Linked DNA regions of Homo sapiens: region 2 is linked to region 1. The links are chromatin loops, found by intact Hi-C in ENCODE. Cell type or tissue: endothelial cell of umbilical vein. All regions are shown on one strand. Each heading gives the region's core, and the rest is flanking DNA. Links, peaks and the distances in the headings are about the cores only.

Evidence for each region. A loop is a pair of places that touch in the nucleus more often than their neighbours do. Peaks named below come from ENCODE experiments on the same cell type or tissue, not always from the same donor. Only the 100,000 strongest peaks of a DNase experiment are listed, where the experiment ranks them.
Region 2: a loop joins it to region 1, with 27 times the contacts of the local background. A loop is called at or near these places in 5 of 110 quality-filtered maps.

What each region holds. Positions count from the first base shown.
Region 1 is chr5:7,742,384-7,750,725 of GRCh38, forward strand. It overlaps ADCY2 (adenylate cyclase 2), which reads left to right. Exons shown (of 25, transcript NM_020546.3): 15 at 1,285-1,369. Among named protein-coding and RNA genes, the nearest start is that of CFAP90, 100 kb to the right of the region's middle. In endothelial cell of umbilical vein, for the core only: a CTCF peak has its summit at 3,934 (motif pointing left); a DNase peak (open chromatin) is centred at 3,918.
Region 2 is chr5:7,074,093-7,082,434 of GRCh38, forward strand. The region is part of intron 1 of LINC02196 (long intergenic non-protein coding RNA 2196); the gene reads left to right. Among named protein-coding and RNA genes, the nearest start is that of LINC02196, 42 kb to the left of the region's middle. In endothelial cell of umbilical vein, for the core only: a CTCF peak has its summit at 5,027 (motif pointing right); DNase peaks (open chromatin) are centred at 5,119 and 5,949; H3K27ac peaks cover 1,504 bases.

The sequences.
Region 1 (8,342 bases), core at 116-8,115:
CACACCCTCCCGCAGAGTCTTATCATCACTTGTAAAATCTGAACAAGTATTATTATCAGGCCAGGTGTTTGAAAGCATTGTGAGTCATGTCTAGGACATGACTCAGTGCCCGAAAGTCATTGATTGGGTCAGGTCCAATTGTTGGTTTGAACTCAAGTTTTTGTAGATGTTGTTTGATGTGTGTCCCTGTAGTCATCCCTCTTAATGGAGTAGGTATCTGAGATAAAGAGTTGAGGGTGGCTTCTCATCATGACAGCATCAGGAGCTTTACTCAGGGCACTAACTGCTCAATTTGTTTCTCTTTCTGTGGGACTCACAGGAGTGCACCTGCAGGAGGATGTCAGCTTGTGGCTGGCTTATATCTGGTTCTTCCATCCCATACGTTGTTTCTGGATGTTACTCCTCTTCTTAGCCAAATCCTCTGTTTCTTCACTGTCTCTAGCCAACCTCATTGGCATGAGGTTCCATTTTGGTCTCAGACACCATCCAACCTCTCCTTGGATGTTCCATTTGCATTTCATCTTTGATGATTCACTGTGCTTCAGTCCTTTTTATACCTCTGAAACTTCTATCCTTGGATTAAACTAAGTTTTAAAAGGCTTTGAATTATTTAATTATTTAAGGGACCTTTCGGATATGTATACAATTCTTATAAGTAAGCCTGTAATCTGTCAGTAGCAGGATTTGCAACTCAGTAGGCATGTTTTTCACATGATCATGGGATGCTTTTGAGTTCATTGGCTCACTCAAGCATGTAAAAAGCCTCGCTACACATTTTGCTGCATCTATGTTGAACAAAATAGGTTGAATCTGGTTTCATGAGATTGGGGAGGGTGAGGACTCAATGTCTCCTGGGTCAACAGGAACAAGGGTGGAACTTGAGGACTTCCAGGCTATCAAGGTGAGGCTGTCCTTAAGGCGGCAGCTGCCAGGATCTCACTGGCAGTGAAGAGGCCACCGAGATGGGGGATGTGGCCAAGTGCCACATGAAACTGCCAGGAACATGGGCGAGTCATTTAAAAAGATTCTTTATCCTTCATAAAGAACTGATGCTTCTGAGGCAGTTTTATTGAGTCAGAATAAGTTAATTGGCCATCGCTGTGTGGACCCTTTTCTATGGACATGTATGTGGCATTTTAGCTCCATTTTTATTTCTCAAAAATTTAGTGAGGATTGCAGTCTGCATTTAATAAAGTCCTCGTTAACCCAAAAGTATTACTGGTAGCTTTCCAGAATGAGAGAAACGATCTCCACCCTGACTTGCTGCTTTTTGTTTCCCGGTAGAACGTCCGTCCTGGGCATCTCCTTTGGGGCTGCGTTTCTCTTGCTGGCCTTCATCCTCTTCGTCTGCTTTGCTGGACAGCTTCTGGTAGGTATTCAAATGTGGCGCTTCTTTGAAAAGTATGCTCATTTCATGAAAGCTGATTTCTTGCCTAAAACTTTCCAAAACAAGGAGCTTATTGCTTTACCACTTCAAGAACTCCAGATCCCAGTTAAGGAAACACACACCCTTCAGGTCTATAACCAGGAATATAGACTGGGACCCCTCATGCACAACCAAGACACGAATATGAAGATGATTCAAAACGTTCGATGTCACATCAGAAGTTGCATTCTTGCTTATTTGGTGTCAATATATTTTTATCATTTCCTTTAAGTTTTCAGAGTATTTATAGCAGCAAATGCAAGTATAATATGAGGCTTTCAGTGTACAGGAGGATTAAAACTAACACAGGAGCAGAAAACCAAACACTGCCTGTCCTCACTCATAAGTGGGAGTTGAACAATGAGGACACATGGACACAGGGAGGGGAACATCACACACTGGGGCCTGTTGGAGGGTGGGGGAAAAGGGGAGGGATAGCATTAGGACAAATACCTAATGCATGCGGGGCATAAAACCTAGATGATGGGTTCATAGGTGCAGCAAACCACCATGGCACATGTATGCCTATGTAACAAACCTGCACATTCAGCACCTGTATCCCAGAACTTAAAGTAAAATTTAAAAAAAAAAGTAAACCTAATACATTGCTACATCCACTTTCAAGCTATAAAATGTTGGAGTAGTTGAAGAAAGCATACGTTAAAATATCTTTTATTAGTGTTTAATTTAAGCCAATCAGGTTTAAATGCTAGTTCTGGATATACAGATTAAACCTAAAATTGAAAGTCTAAAGCAAGTGTTGCTAGCTGGCCATGAGTCTATGAGAGCATCGTAAGGATGCAAACAATGGGATAGAAGGCCCTGAAGATAAGCCACTGTTTCGTTTTGTTCAATGGAGATGACCTGGGACAGAGAGGCCACTCTGAGCTTCTCAGCAGCTCTCTTCCTTGCCCCCATGGGCATTCTCAAGAGAAGCTTCAGAGATTTTTTTAATAAAAATTTTTACATGATAATTAATAACCTATTATAAAAAATAAATAGAAATGTTCTTTAAAATATTTTTCAATGGATGCATTTTATATGAGTTCTGCAGTTACAGACTACAGTCTAGATATTTTCACATTGTCAAAATTATGATTTCTTCTGCTGGTTAGACTGTAACAACGCATTTAGATGACACCGCCAAGGAAGCCTCCTGAGGTTTGTGGCCTGTCTGTTACCTCTCAGGAGTATTGTGGCTTCTATGAAAGAATTTTTTCTCATTCTGCATGCGTTTATAGTTTGCATCTGTGGCTTTATTGCAATGTTGTTTTGCTTTTCATAAAACACACTACTACTGCTAGCAACAACATCAGGACAGCGCGATAGTGGCCTCTTAGAATCCTCGTCCTCCCTTCAAAAGCTCTGAAAAGTGGCAGTCCTGACCCCCACGCTGTCCATTGCATTCCAGTCTGATGTGCTGAAAGGCTTTGGCCAAGGGTGGTTAAGATTCCAAAGCTTGTCTCTGCCTTTCCGCAGTCGACTGTAAGCACTTTGTCCTCTGTGCCTTATACCTTTGCAAACTTGTGTGGATTTTGTTTACTGTTTGATAGTTTAGATGTTTCAAATTGTATTGAAAGCTCTTCCAAAAATGGGACTGTGGCTTCTGCTTTACCCAAATGCACACATAGCATCTCGATTCTCTGAAACCCCCTGAAGACATTGTGGGTTGTATAGAGGAGGGAAGACCCTTGGTTAATATGAATCCACTCCGAAAGGCCCTGATGGAACTCTTTGGCAAAGTTTGAAAACGCTTATTGTAGAAAGAAGCCTGGTTTTCTATGTTCCCGGAATCATCCCTCAGGTGGAAAGGCACACAGGCTCCCCTGCTCTCTTCCTTGCCCCCACAAATCTCCTGAAGCCCATGTCTCAGGTTTCCAAAACAGGAACCATCATTGGTGGTTCCATTGGAAATCCCAACCTAGTTCTAATTAAGTCAGTTCAGATCATTGTGACTAACTAGCCATATTTATCATTTTCTATCCCAGGGAATCTGGTCTTGGATATGGGGGCATGTGGTATATTTAGGGTATCAGGCTGACTTTTTTTCATTCTACTCTCTAAGTTGTTATATTAAAGAAACATAGAGCTGGGGGCAGAAAAAAATATCTCAGGAACAACTCTGCTGCGTCTGTGGGAAAGCATTGTTCCTCTCTGGTGCCTCCCTTTCAGCCTCGCTGGAATCCCACGCCCTGCTGCCCCTCTCATAGCTCCTCCTGTGGCCAGCCTGAGGCCCCGGTAAGCTGTCAAGGTGACACCCACAGCTCCTCCTGCCCTCCCGTCCCTGGAGCTTCCCAGGACCCTGGCCTCCACAGGCCACATGCTAGAAAGTTCTTTTTGACTCCGTGGTATCACAAAGGGAAGATTTCAATGCTACAAATGCATTGGTGCTTACCTCCTCCTCACAAGAAGCCTGGATGGTGTCAAAGTGCCCAGGAAGCCTAGACGTGGCGACACTTGGTCCTCCTAAACTTGATTCCATAAGATCCGTGAATGAGGCTCCCTCTAGTGGCCAGCTGCAATTCCTCCTCCTTGGATGTAATCCATGAAAAAAATCAAGAAGGAATTCTTTTCACTTTAATAATAGGTCCTTTTTTACTGTTTAAATCATTCTTTAAGGATTTTTTAATTTGCAACATCAAATATATTGGTGTACAGCCAATTTAAGAAGGCTTAAGTGCACTCTGCACTCTGCCATCCAAATTCAGTCAAAAACTGCTCATCACAAATATTCCGCAGTGGTCGTGGAGAAACATTGTCACTTCCTAAGTGCTCATTCCCTGGCTTCTTAATAGCTTCCCAGTTGTGTAAGGTTTTATAATGATTTGCATTTATTATGAATTAAATACTGAGTTTATTAAAGAGTACTCAATACCCGAAACTTGCCTTCTATTAACGTATGGTAACTTTCTGAAAACTTCGATGCCAAAGACAGTATTTGTGCTCTAATACCAGCTTTCAGTTCTCCGTATGAAGAAATAACATAAAATGTAATACTTCATAAAGGAAGCTGAAGAGAGGTCAGCCTGGCTAATGTTTTCTTCCAAGAGCTTTGCCTCTGTCATTCTCTGTTGCACAGAAAGCGTAATGCCAATAAATCAAATTGATTGCTTGTTTTACAACTGGCCTTGATAAAAAGGTAGAAAAATATCAAAATAGGCAAAAAAAATGGTGATGATGAATTGCAGATTTTTTCCTGTTGATAGAAAAATCGTACAGGTATTTGTTCAGTGACATGTTCTCAAACACATGGCAGGCATTTCTTTTCTGTGATCATTATTTCTGTGAGAAGCCCAGCCCTCGCCTCCATCGGCCCCTTCACTCCCACCCGAGGCATGCCCCATGCTGGCTCCCTGCTACCCCCACATTGCCCAGGTCTCAGTTCTTGTGCACGTGGGTGGGCCCAGCCACCGGGCACCTTCCAAGATACCTTGAAACTGCACCAAGCCCTTCTTTTTACACCGTGGGACTGACAATCTGTGTCACGTAGCTTAGCCTCCATCATATAAGATCTCACTGAGACCTCTAAATTGTTTCTGTTTCCCCTTGAATATATAGAGTTCCTTGTACTGTAGCATTTTTATGGGGTCCTTTCTTACTTTCTCCTCTCATCCGGCTCTGGTTAGCACTCCCTCATCTCATGGAGGCCAACCTTTCTCAAGCCGAGTTAGGTGTCCCCTGCAGAACCTTCTCCAAATGTCCCAGCATGGGGACAGACTCTATGTGTCAATGATCACGTGGATGAGAGAAGGAATGTGAGTCAGTGGCCTTCATCACGCTGCGTCAAAATGCCTTGTTCACATATGCCATGATTCCTTGACTCTGACGTGCCTCCAGCTGTCTCCTCTGTTGGAAATTATCATCTAACTTTCATAATCCAACTCTGAAGAGCCCGCCTTTGCACCACCAACTCCTCTCATGCTGGCTGGCCGGGATTCCCATTTTGCGTTATTACTTTTATTCTTGTGGATGGAAAGATCTTCAGTGAGTTCACTGTAGCCCTATTTTGTTCATTGTACTACTTCAGGCACTTGAAAAACACAAGATAAATATTTAATATCAATCTGCTTGAAGGAATGTTGGGTTGCACCCAAGTGCGGTTTCCTGGTACCACTGCTCAGAAAACATTCCACCCCCATTCTCACCCCAACTGGACTCCTTCCGAACTTGAAGCTCTGAATCCAGCTCACAGTCATGGCATCCTGCTCCGCATTCTGGCGGGTTCCCAGCCTCTGCATCTGGGCCTGGCATCCTGATGTTCTCACTTGTTGGATCTCCTTAGACACCTCTGCCTCAGGTGCCTTCCTAGGCCCATATAGCAGCCCCTTCATCTCACCATTGCCAGCTATTCTCAGGCAGAGAAATATGTGCCCTAGGGGACCTTCTCCAGATGGCTTAGCAGGAGGGCGGGTTCTATGTGTAAAGGAATGTGTGGGTGAGAGAAGGGATGGTAAGTCGGTGGCCTTCGTCACACTGCATTGAAATTTCTTGCTCACATTCACCATGATTCCTTGACTCTGAAATGCTTTCTACATCGGATGCTATTTAGCATTTCAGAATTTAAAACTCAAGAGGTGAGAGGGAACCTAGAGATAACCTCATCCAGCCTCTAATTCTGTGGATGAGGGACCAAGGACTCCAAAGGTGCCATCCACTTAAGTGAGTTTTTATTTCCAATTATTTAAAATAAACATTTCCCCCCACCCTCCAACACACACACACACACACACACACACACACACACACACACACACAAAATGCTGAAGAAGCTGTAATCAGGCTTCTTGAGGATGCAAATGGAGGCTTTGGAGTAGAATCAGGAATGCAATGACTATGAGGTCTGCAAAGGCTTCCTATCCTTGGGTAAGAACCTTTGGAATAAATCCAAACTATTTATGATGGGCAAGATCCCAATGAGTGGTTCTGATTCCAGCCTCATCATAGTTTATAAGTAGTAAATGTTATATTAAAAATACCTACTTACTCTGCTAGGCACTTAGCTTCTACTGGCTCATTTATGGTCACAAGGGCCCTTGGAGGTAATATCCATTTGACAGTTTAATAGAACCGGGGCTCACAGATGCTACATAACTTGCCTTCCCAGTGGTATATAGCAAGTAGGTGTTGGAACCAGAATTGGAATCAAGCCTTGGAACCTTATAGTAGAAGCAGGTTGCAGAGGGTGCCAGGCTGTGTGTGGGGTGAGTCACAGGCAGACGGTGCCCAGCACTAGGCAGGGATGCCCATGTTCATGGACATGGACCAGCATGGCACCAAAGTTGCCTTGTGACTACTCAGCACCCATTGATCAAAATCACATTGGTAAGTCATGGTAACTTCACATAGTACCTATTCTTATTCTTCTCTACTCTAGTTTCCTAAAGTATGTTTTTCAGCTGTTGGTCCCATTTATTTAAAACTAGGTTCTGGGCAAAGTGTAAATTCATCTTAAAAGACATTTGATAATTTTTTTAAGTTAATTTATAATTGTGTTTAGATTAAAGTAATCTAGTAAGAAAGTACTCAGTATTATAATAATACTTTACAAAATGTTTTATACATATAATAGTCCTTCAAAGTATTTTCAGACATTATTTTATTTGATAATGAAAATAATCCATTTTATCTAGGCAGAAGCTAAGACTAGAATAAGAGATTCAAGTTCACATTTTCATTACAATTAGCAATTAAAAATAGTACTAGTTGTCATTGTAGCAGTAATAGTAATAAGTGCACATTCACAGTCAGATTTAACTTTCTAAACTACCTGAGGCAGACTTACCTTTCTATGATAAATACAAGAGAGTGACTCTAACCAAAAATTCCACCAAACAAACCAACCCCCAAAACACCTTTAGAACGCATATGCTGGATACGGCAAATGAAAATGCCAGAAAATATCAGAAGAAATTTTTCTCTCAGTGTTGTTACCTTGTGCTTTCAATAGCAGAGATAATACGATGCCAGCCCACCAACGTTCTTCCAGGCAGAGATAAAAGCGCAAATAGAGAGGTCGCCTCGGGAAAGGGAAAGTAGGTCACACAGCTAATAGAAAAGCTTTCTACCCCACAGCAGTGTTTTTCCCTTGAAGTCTGTTTTCTTTCCTGTCAATATCCCTCCACCATATTTTATTTTTGGTTAGTATTTGCCTGGTGTTCCTTGTTCCATCTTTCTACTTTCAGCTTTTCCTTGTCAATGAAAAGGATATAGGTTTTAGGTGTGTCTCTGGTGAACAGCATGTAGCTCTATGTCCTTTTCTCTGATCCAAACATCTCTCTCTCTTATTTGACAAGTGTGATCCATTTACCTGTATTATAATTATTACTAAAATCTTTTAAAACCCAATTTGTATCTTTTTGCTTCTACTTGTTTTTCCTTCTTTTCTGCCTTCTTTTGGACTCCTGGAGTTTATTCTCTTTTATTCTCTCTAGTGACTTGGAACTTATATACTCTAGTTTGTTTTTTCAGTTATTACCTTAAAACCGTAACATGTACACATGATTAACAAAGTATATTATTAATAATATCTCCACTTTCTTGTTGAACAATACAGGGACCATGCTCTGAGTCTGGTAATTTTTCTCATCTTCCATACTAGCATGGTTTAAATTTTTCTAAACTTAAACTGCTCAAATTATTCAATGTTTATTCCTGTTTTTGTTAAACAATGTATTTGTTTACTATTTTTTCCAAATACCATTCCACCTTTCTGGACTCAGTTTCCATATTACTAAAATGCTTCCTTTTATAATCCTTCCCATGAGGGTTTGTATATAATATACCCACTCAGATTTTGTATTTTAAAAAGTCTTTATCTTTTCCCCATTGTGATTATTTATAATTTTTTCTAACATTCTAAAAACAGGATTCCATAATTTCCTGGCCTCTGTGGGAATGAGATTAACTCTCCTGTCCA
Region 2 (8,342 bases), core at 295-8,294, 670 kb before region 1:
GTCTCTACTAAAAAATACAAAAATTATGCCTGTAATCCCAGTTACTCAGGAAGCTGAGGCAGGAGAATTGCTTGAACCCAGGAGGCAGGGGTTGTAGTGAGCCAGGATTACTGCACTCTAGCCTGGGTGGCAGAGCAAGACTCCATCTCAAAAAATAAATAAATAAATAAATACATAAATGAAAAGAAAAAGAAAAAAAGAACCAGCCCTATGCCCCCTGCAGTGCCCACTGGAGGATGCCTGAGGTACTTGTGAAGGGCACTGATCATGTTCTCTGCCAACCATTCAGATAATCTAATCTCTTTCCAATCTCAGTACCACAGGCAGGTGTAAACCCTCAGGGCCCCGGGTAGTCTGGGTCCTTACTGTTGATATTTTAAATGTCTGGGTCCTTGCTGTTGATATTTTAAATGTCTGCAGATGTTACCCACTGTGAGGTGAGGTCTGTGTTTCCAGCTGTCACAGAGGACAGTCTTAGCTTTATTTCAGCCCTAACTCTATTCTTCCTTGGTCTTTCCTCTTCTTTTCCCTAACTGCAAATTCATAGCCCTTTGCCGTAGGTTTTGGTGTTTTGGTTGAGCTCCTCCAAATTATTTCTCAAAGAAACATATGAACATAGGAGTTAAATACTTAAAATACTAATCTTTGGGTGGATACTAGGTGGATTTTTTTTAAATCACAATATGTATAGCAAATCTTTAATTTGGAAATCTCATGGAATTAAATGATTAGGAATGTCAAGATAAAAACCATGTTAAAATTCATTTTATACGTCTACTATATTTCATTTACCATAACATTTTAATTATTTTTATTGTTTTAAAATTGATTTGAGTAGAAAATACATATTTTAAAGTACCAATTTAAAAAGAACTTCCTTCTCTCCATCCTTTAAAAAATTTAAATTGGGATACATTTAGACTGAATTTTCACAAAGATAAAATGAAACAAAGCATTTTCACAAATAACTGAATTCACTTTGAGTACAGATATCTAAGGTAAGAAAAACTCATAAATCAGTGGCTGTCTAACCCTAGTGTATGGGTTGTAGTGGAGAAACAAGGAAAAGAAAGTTAATCATTCTGTCTAAAATCTTCACTTGTTCATCAGAAGGGAGAAATGGTGTCTGTGGCTAAATGGCCCATTCGGGTATTTTAACTAAAATGAGGCCAAATGATTCTGCCTGCTTCCTGTCTTTCTCCTTGCTCACCACACACACACACACACACACACACACACACACTCACACTTATTTTTCCATAGAAATGAAAGCTTTTGTATCTGTACTTTCAATTTAGTTGAGAACACTGAGACAGGCAATGGGCCAGGCATTCCACTCAGCTAACTGGTGTCCATGTCAGGCCTCCCCTGCCCCAGGCCCTCACTCCTGGGCATCCTGAGATCAGCTGTATTCTAGCTGCACTCTGTAGCCCCTCCTCCCAAGATCCAAACCCACATCTCTATTGATCTTCAATTTGTATGATTTATAAACTCATAAAATCAGCCCTTCGTACAGCAGAACTCTGCTCCTCTTACTCCAGAGCTGTTGTTCCTCTTAGCCTCCCTCAGTGAGAAATAGCAATGCTATTCTATAGGCCTCCTGATGCTGAGATCCTGTTGTGTATTGAAATGCCTCTCCCCAGCTGCTGTGTGCTAGTGATGGCCAGGAGTGTTTCTTTATTTTTTACCCAGCACATAGCACAATGCCCTCTACATAGTAGATGCTCACTAAATGGTTTGTTGAATGAATGAGATTTATGAACACTTATTAAAAAAGGTTGAACACTGGCATACAGTATTTCTGAAGAAGATAACAGTGATAATGAAGTAATCATGCCTGCAAGCAATATTTGTTCTCAGTGTATTAAGGATGGAAAGCATAGATTTATATGTGGAGTTTATTTCGAAGGTATTGTGCAGGTTTTCAGAGTATGGTCACGGATCATCAGCAAGGCTTTCTATATTGATCAAAATCCTTAAGAATGACAAAAGCAATGGTCTACCTTGTAAGACTGTAAGACTGTTGTGAGATGGTACATTCCTCTCTTGCTTTGTAGAGGCAGCCTCCTAGAAAATGGAAAGTGTTAAAATGTATATACCATGTATTTTCTACTCTTGGGCTTTGCCACTGATTAGAAACCATTTATTTTTGTGAGGTGTCAATATGATTTTTAGGGCTGGATTGGTAAAAAACAAACAAAAAACCTATCAGTGTAGTATTTTTTGCTGGGCAAGATGTTCATTCTTGGAACTTTCTCCAGTTCATCTGAATTTTTGTTTGGGTTAAAAAATTCAATCTGGGAGAAATATGTCAGCATCTACTTGCTATGCTGAAACTCAGGCCAGATCACTTTATAGAGAAATTTTACAAGATTCACAGATAAATTTGCTAGGGAGAAACAAATTACATCATTAATATTATTTGTTGGGAGCTTCATCATTCAGAAAAAAAGGTTTAAAGGAAACAAGCACAGACAAAATGTCTTAATATTCCTGTAAAATCTTACATTAATTAATATATATATTAATTATATAATATATAACATATCTTATAATTATATGCAATATAACATATATAATATATAGTATGTATATACTATATAATATATAGTACATATTAGTTATATTTGTATAATAGACACATATAGTGTATGTACACTATGTCTATACAGGTACTGTATAGGCATATCCTATTCATATACAAGTATATACATATATAGGATAATTAGACTTATAGAGTACAATACATATTATTCATGTATTACATATAATTAATATATTATCTAGGTTATATTAATTTAATATCATTTATAAAGTATAAACTCAAAATCAACAAAATAAGTTTCCTTTTCCCCTCATGTTCTCAACATCCATTACCAGTGCAGGAACAGGGTTTCTAGGATGAATTCTGTCGAATAAGAAATTCCATAAGGGATGCGCGCACATCCTGTTCTTTAAAATTCCCCCAGTCAGAGAATGCTACAGCTGGGATATCTAATTCAGGTCTTTTGCATTTGAAGGATGAGGAAATCAAAATCTAGAAAGACAGTATTCAGTCAAAAACTGCTCAGGGAGGCAAGAAGCCAGGTGGACCCCCCACCCGGCTCTGTCCTCAGTGGCTCCCACCGCCCCTCCCTTCACCCTCCTTTCCTGATTGTGCCAGGGTTTCCGGATTACTGACTTGGCACCCCCCAGGGGAGGTTTCAAGTACAAACTCTGTGACAGTGACCCCAGGCTCCCTCCAGGCTCACTCTCAGTGCTTCCCTCTCCGCAGGCTGCTCCCAAGCACCTTAGCAGTTGGGACGACGGGGCCCATTTACAGCATCACGAAGGCAGTCCCGGTGTCCAGGGATGCACACACGAACCCCTGGTTGCTCAGAGATTTCTAAGCACATGCAAGTTGTTGGCTTCTTGTAGAGACCCTGGGTTGTGGAGAAGATTCTTTGTGAGATGAATCGGATGCAGATAGCTATACGAGTTTGAATATTAAATTTTGACAACTTTTGGGGAAAGCCTTCTTCCATTTGAGTCCTAATGTGAGAACTGATCACCTGTAGAGCTGGTGGCAGTTCTCAGTGGGGATGTCATAGAGCGAAGTAATCGGGGTTTTCCCAGGAGATAATAATAAAGCTAGTCTTTTGTTGTCTGTAGCATCCACCATGGTGCGCGGGGGAAGGTGGCAGGTGTGGTTTCCACGCTCCAGAGACCAGGCTCCCCTGTTCCCTGGTGGACAGACCTCGCCCTTCGGAGCGGAGCTCCTCCACAGCCAGGGCTGAGAGCCTGGCTTCCTTCTCCTCTTCCATGCCTTTAGATGTTTTCTAGTTTAGTTTTATCTTGGATGGGCTCGTGGCCACTCAGCACGTTTAGCGAGTTTTGTTCGAGGGGGCCTTTATTTGCATCTCCAGATTTCTGGGCGAGGACTTGCTGCCAGAACATATGAAGCCTCCATTTGTTTTGTATCCTCTGCTTTGTGTTGGGGTGCGGGTTGGGGGGTGGTAATGAAGGCTGCATCCCTTGCCACCAGAAATCCTGTACTGTTTTAGAGCAGAGAGTGAAACAACTTTGTGGGTGTGTGGATAACCAATCAGAGGGCAGGGCAGGGGCGAACCAGGCAGGTGAGAGCTCCCTGGAGACACCCTTGACCTTCAGTCACACGGCTCCTAGAGACAGGTCTGGAGCGTGATGTCGCCAAGCAGCAGGCAGACTTTGATGAGGCACAGACAGTGGTAACCTGGGTTTCCACAGATGCGCTGCTGTGAGCCAAAAGGGGCCTGTGTAGCCAGGCACACCCCTTCCAGTGAGCAGGGCTCTGCTACCTCCAAGACTAGCCCCTCCCAGGATCTGAAGCTTCCATAGCCTTGTCTACTGTCACGTTCATTTCTTTTCAGAGAGCAATGTTCCACCTCCAAGACGTTTTTTCCTGACTTACTTCACCCTATGCACTGCCCACTTCTTCCACCTCCTCACCGCTCTTTGATATAAATGTCTCGTGCTCCACTTTAGCATGTATGTTTTTCTAGTGGTTTCCTTCAAATTAAGGATATCCTTCCTCCCAGATTGTATGCTCTTTGAGGTCAAAAAATACATCATATCTGTTCTGTTTCTCCCCTCATGCATTTGAATGAATGAGGTTTATGAATATTAATTTTAAAAAGTTGAACACAGGCACACAGCATTTCTGAAGGAGATAACAGTGAAAATGAAGTAAGCTCGCTCACAGGCAATATTTATTCTCAGTGTATTAAGAATGGAAAGCATAGACTCACGTTTGGAGTTCATTTCAAAGGTATTGTGCAGGTTTTCAAAGCCTGGCAGGGCCAGGCTTTCTTATGATTCAGACGCCAGTGTGTCACATCTCCTCCTGCCGTAGCCGGTTGGCTCCGTGGACGGAGAGGGAGCATTTCTGGTTCTCTTAGTACCCACAGCGTAGGAATCACCATCTCTAGCACAGATAAGTGCTCAATAGCTTTTTGCAAATTAGTGACGGAGTGAAAGAATGTATGAATTAAGTAAGCCACGACCCAGTTATCAGCAGAGGGCACCACTGGGCCACATAAAGCTCCCCTGGAAAGGTCAAACCTTCCATCTCAACCATCAGAGAAAGCCCCACTCACTGGCTGCTCCTAATTCTCAACTGAAAATGCTTTTCTGTGGGTGATCCGGAAAGGAAGGAAAAAACCTTTCCATGTCTAAAAACAAACTTCTGTAGCTTGTTTTTAATTTCCCCCTTGTGATAAATTAATGCACACCCCTTGCCAACAATTACAAAAGGATCCAAGCAGCATGAGAATTGATTACAATCCGATAACCCAGAGATAGCAATGATTCATATTTCACAGTCTTGGTGAATTTTCTTTTGTTCCTTTTTTCTACATCTCTATCCATTGACACCCTTAGTATCCATCGGGAGAGCCTTTCTTGGGTTCTTTTTCCACTTACCGTGGCTTTCTTCCAAATTGCTTGTAGCTGTGTAAAATTTTAAAACTTTGTATTAATGCTGACATATCAACCCATTGATTGTTTAATTTTTGCTTGGACTCTTAAAGAAACCTGAAAGGTGTGAGTATGCCCCCAAAGGGTACAGTTTCTCCTAAAGGAGACTCCCCCGAATCTTCGACCACAGCATTCTGTGTGGGACGACTTGGCAGCTTCATAGAACAAGGGGCTCCACCATCTGAGGCGCAAAGTGCTTTGCCAGCAAAATTTACCTTTCTCGGAGGCTGCATATCTGATTACAGAAGTAAATAATACCCTTTCCCTTCAAAAGAATTCGCTCACTGGAGAATACACCTTCTGTAGGGGGCATTTTTCTGATTCAATTCTGAGGTGGTCTTTCCTTGTTAAGCAGGGAGAATGGCACGTCCACAGAGAGCTCACAGGGAGAATTCTGACAAAAGCCTTCCCTTCCCAGAAGGGGGAAGGTCAAAATCTTTCACTCCTCTTTGTATTGTTTTCAGAGGCTTTGTGTGTGTGTGTGTGTGTGTGTGTGTGTGTGTGTGTTTTACTGTTAACCAGTCTTGTTTTAAACACCATTCCCTATTTTTTATAACAACCCTAGACTACATCTGAGAAGCATCCATTATAATATTATATTGGCAGCTCCATTGAGTGCATTTTCTGCATATTTGGGGAAATAGTCCTGGCCTAGTAATTTCCTTTATAAAAAAGGATTTTCATTAAAATATGATGCAATCTCTTGTGTAAACAGTGCTGACAAGTTTGGTCTATGTTTCTCCATTTTTGGCATTCTTTTATTTCATGAAAGCACACACTGCTTTTCTCTTCTTATGTTGCTTTCTTCTTTAGCTTTCTTGTAAGGAAATAATATATCCATTTAATACCTTAGGGTAATTGCAGTAAGAGAAAATGCTAGTCAAAAAAAAATAGAGTAGGGGAAAAGGAACAGGAGTAATTTATGGTCCCTTCAGGGTGAATATGAAGAAGTTTAAACAATAAATAATTTAACATTGAAAAAAATTTAAAAATGGCAGCCAGTAGGTAAAATGTAGACTGAATCAGGTAGCAGACAAGGCGAAACTGATCTATACACACACGGAGCATTGATTCACAAACTCAGGCCACTCTTCTCTACAGGCTTTGTGGGCGTGACTGCGGCTGTCCTGATGATCTTTGCCTTCTGACAGCAACACTGCCAGCTGAGCACTGTCTAACCTGGGTGCTTCTGTGGATCCACCCTTTGTTTTCATGTTGTATCCTTAAATTCAAACTGCTTCCTATTTCTTCCTCCTAAACCGATACATGCACAGGGAGATCACCGGCAAAGATGCGGATCTGTAAGAGGGCCATTATTCCACAATGGAGTGGCAACCTTCTCCTAAGGCCATATTGCCTTTTTTCCTTGAGTTTTTGTTTTTGTTTTTGTTTTTCAATTTCATTTGGTGTCCATGATAAGGATTCAAGTGTTCAGTAAGGTCACATTGCTTGGTATCTTGCATTTACTAATTCACGTGACTATTCTTGTCCATTCATTCCACTAACTTACTGAGGTATTGTTCTCATTTTTTTTTTTTTGGTTATGTGATGAAATGAGCCCCTATTAGAGAGTGCCAGTGTCCAGCTAATTTCAGAGAACAGCTGAAATGATTTTATATGCCCTAGTTCTGCCTGCCAATAAAGATTATGAGCTACATCAGGGCAGAGGTCATAATCCTCCTCTATCTTCTCCATATAGCCCTCGGCATTTGTGCTGGCATCTCTTTCTACATACCCTCCTGCATGCCACTGAAAATGTATTCTCCCCAACTACTACTTTTCTCATTCATCTGTGCATTTTAAAACTTTCAATAGTGGCTTGAAACCTATAGCATAAAGCATGCACTTCAGGATCACTGCCCCAACCCAAACACCAACAAGACTGTGCACATGCAGTGGTCTCCAAGACAGGGAGTGGGTGGAAGGGGAGGAAGACATCGGGGTAGCACCAGTAAAGCTCAGCACTGCCAGGCAGTGAGTGTCCCCTGGCTGGCGGTGCTGTAAGAGGGAGGCTGGAGCAGTGGCCTGCAGGCAGATGTTTGCACTTGGAGTTAAAAGCGTCCTTGAGTGTATGAGGGACTCTGAGGCTGGGCTGCTTCTATTCCCCAAAGCGTGAAGTGGAATGTGAAAAGAGGGCAGAAGCAGAACAGAGAACAGTGTCTGACTCAGGATGGAAGATAACAGATCAGTAACTAAGGAAGGAATTAATTCAACAACAAAATTTACCTCCAAAAATGTCTTTGTGGAACCATGTGGCAGGAACAATAGGAGAATTCCCCTTTAAATATTAAAGAATAAAAGAAAGTCCACCATCACTGATATTATTTATTGGCATCCTGGAGTTCCAACCAGTGTAATACAAGGAGGAAAAAAAAGAAGATCTGAATGTGAAAAGGAAACTTAGCATTATAGGAAGATAATGGATTGGCTGTAGATAATGGATTGGCAGCTAAAAACCTATTTTAAGTGAGTATAAATTTAGTAAGGCAGTTGACACCAAACAAATATGTTAAAAGCAGTAATCATTTGAAAGTGTACAATGCAGTGTCATAGAGTACATTGAGAACGTTGGGCAACCATCACCTCTATCTAGTTCCAAATCGTTTTCATCACTGTGGGAACTCTGTACTATCTTTGCACCTTTTCTGTAAATATAAAATTATTCAAAAATAGAAATTAACAATAGCAATGAAAAACATGACTTATAAGCCAAACACACAATGTTGGTGGCAGAAAGTCCTGGTGTGCTGGGTTATTCAACTTGGAAGAGGAGCAGAGTCCTTAGAGGGAGCTTGGTTTCTGCCCAGTTTAGAACAGAGAAACAAAACCTTGCTGTTTTAGGTTTCCCA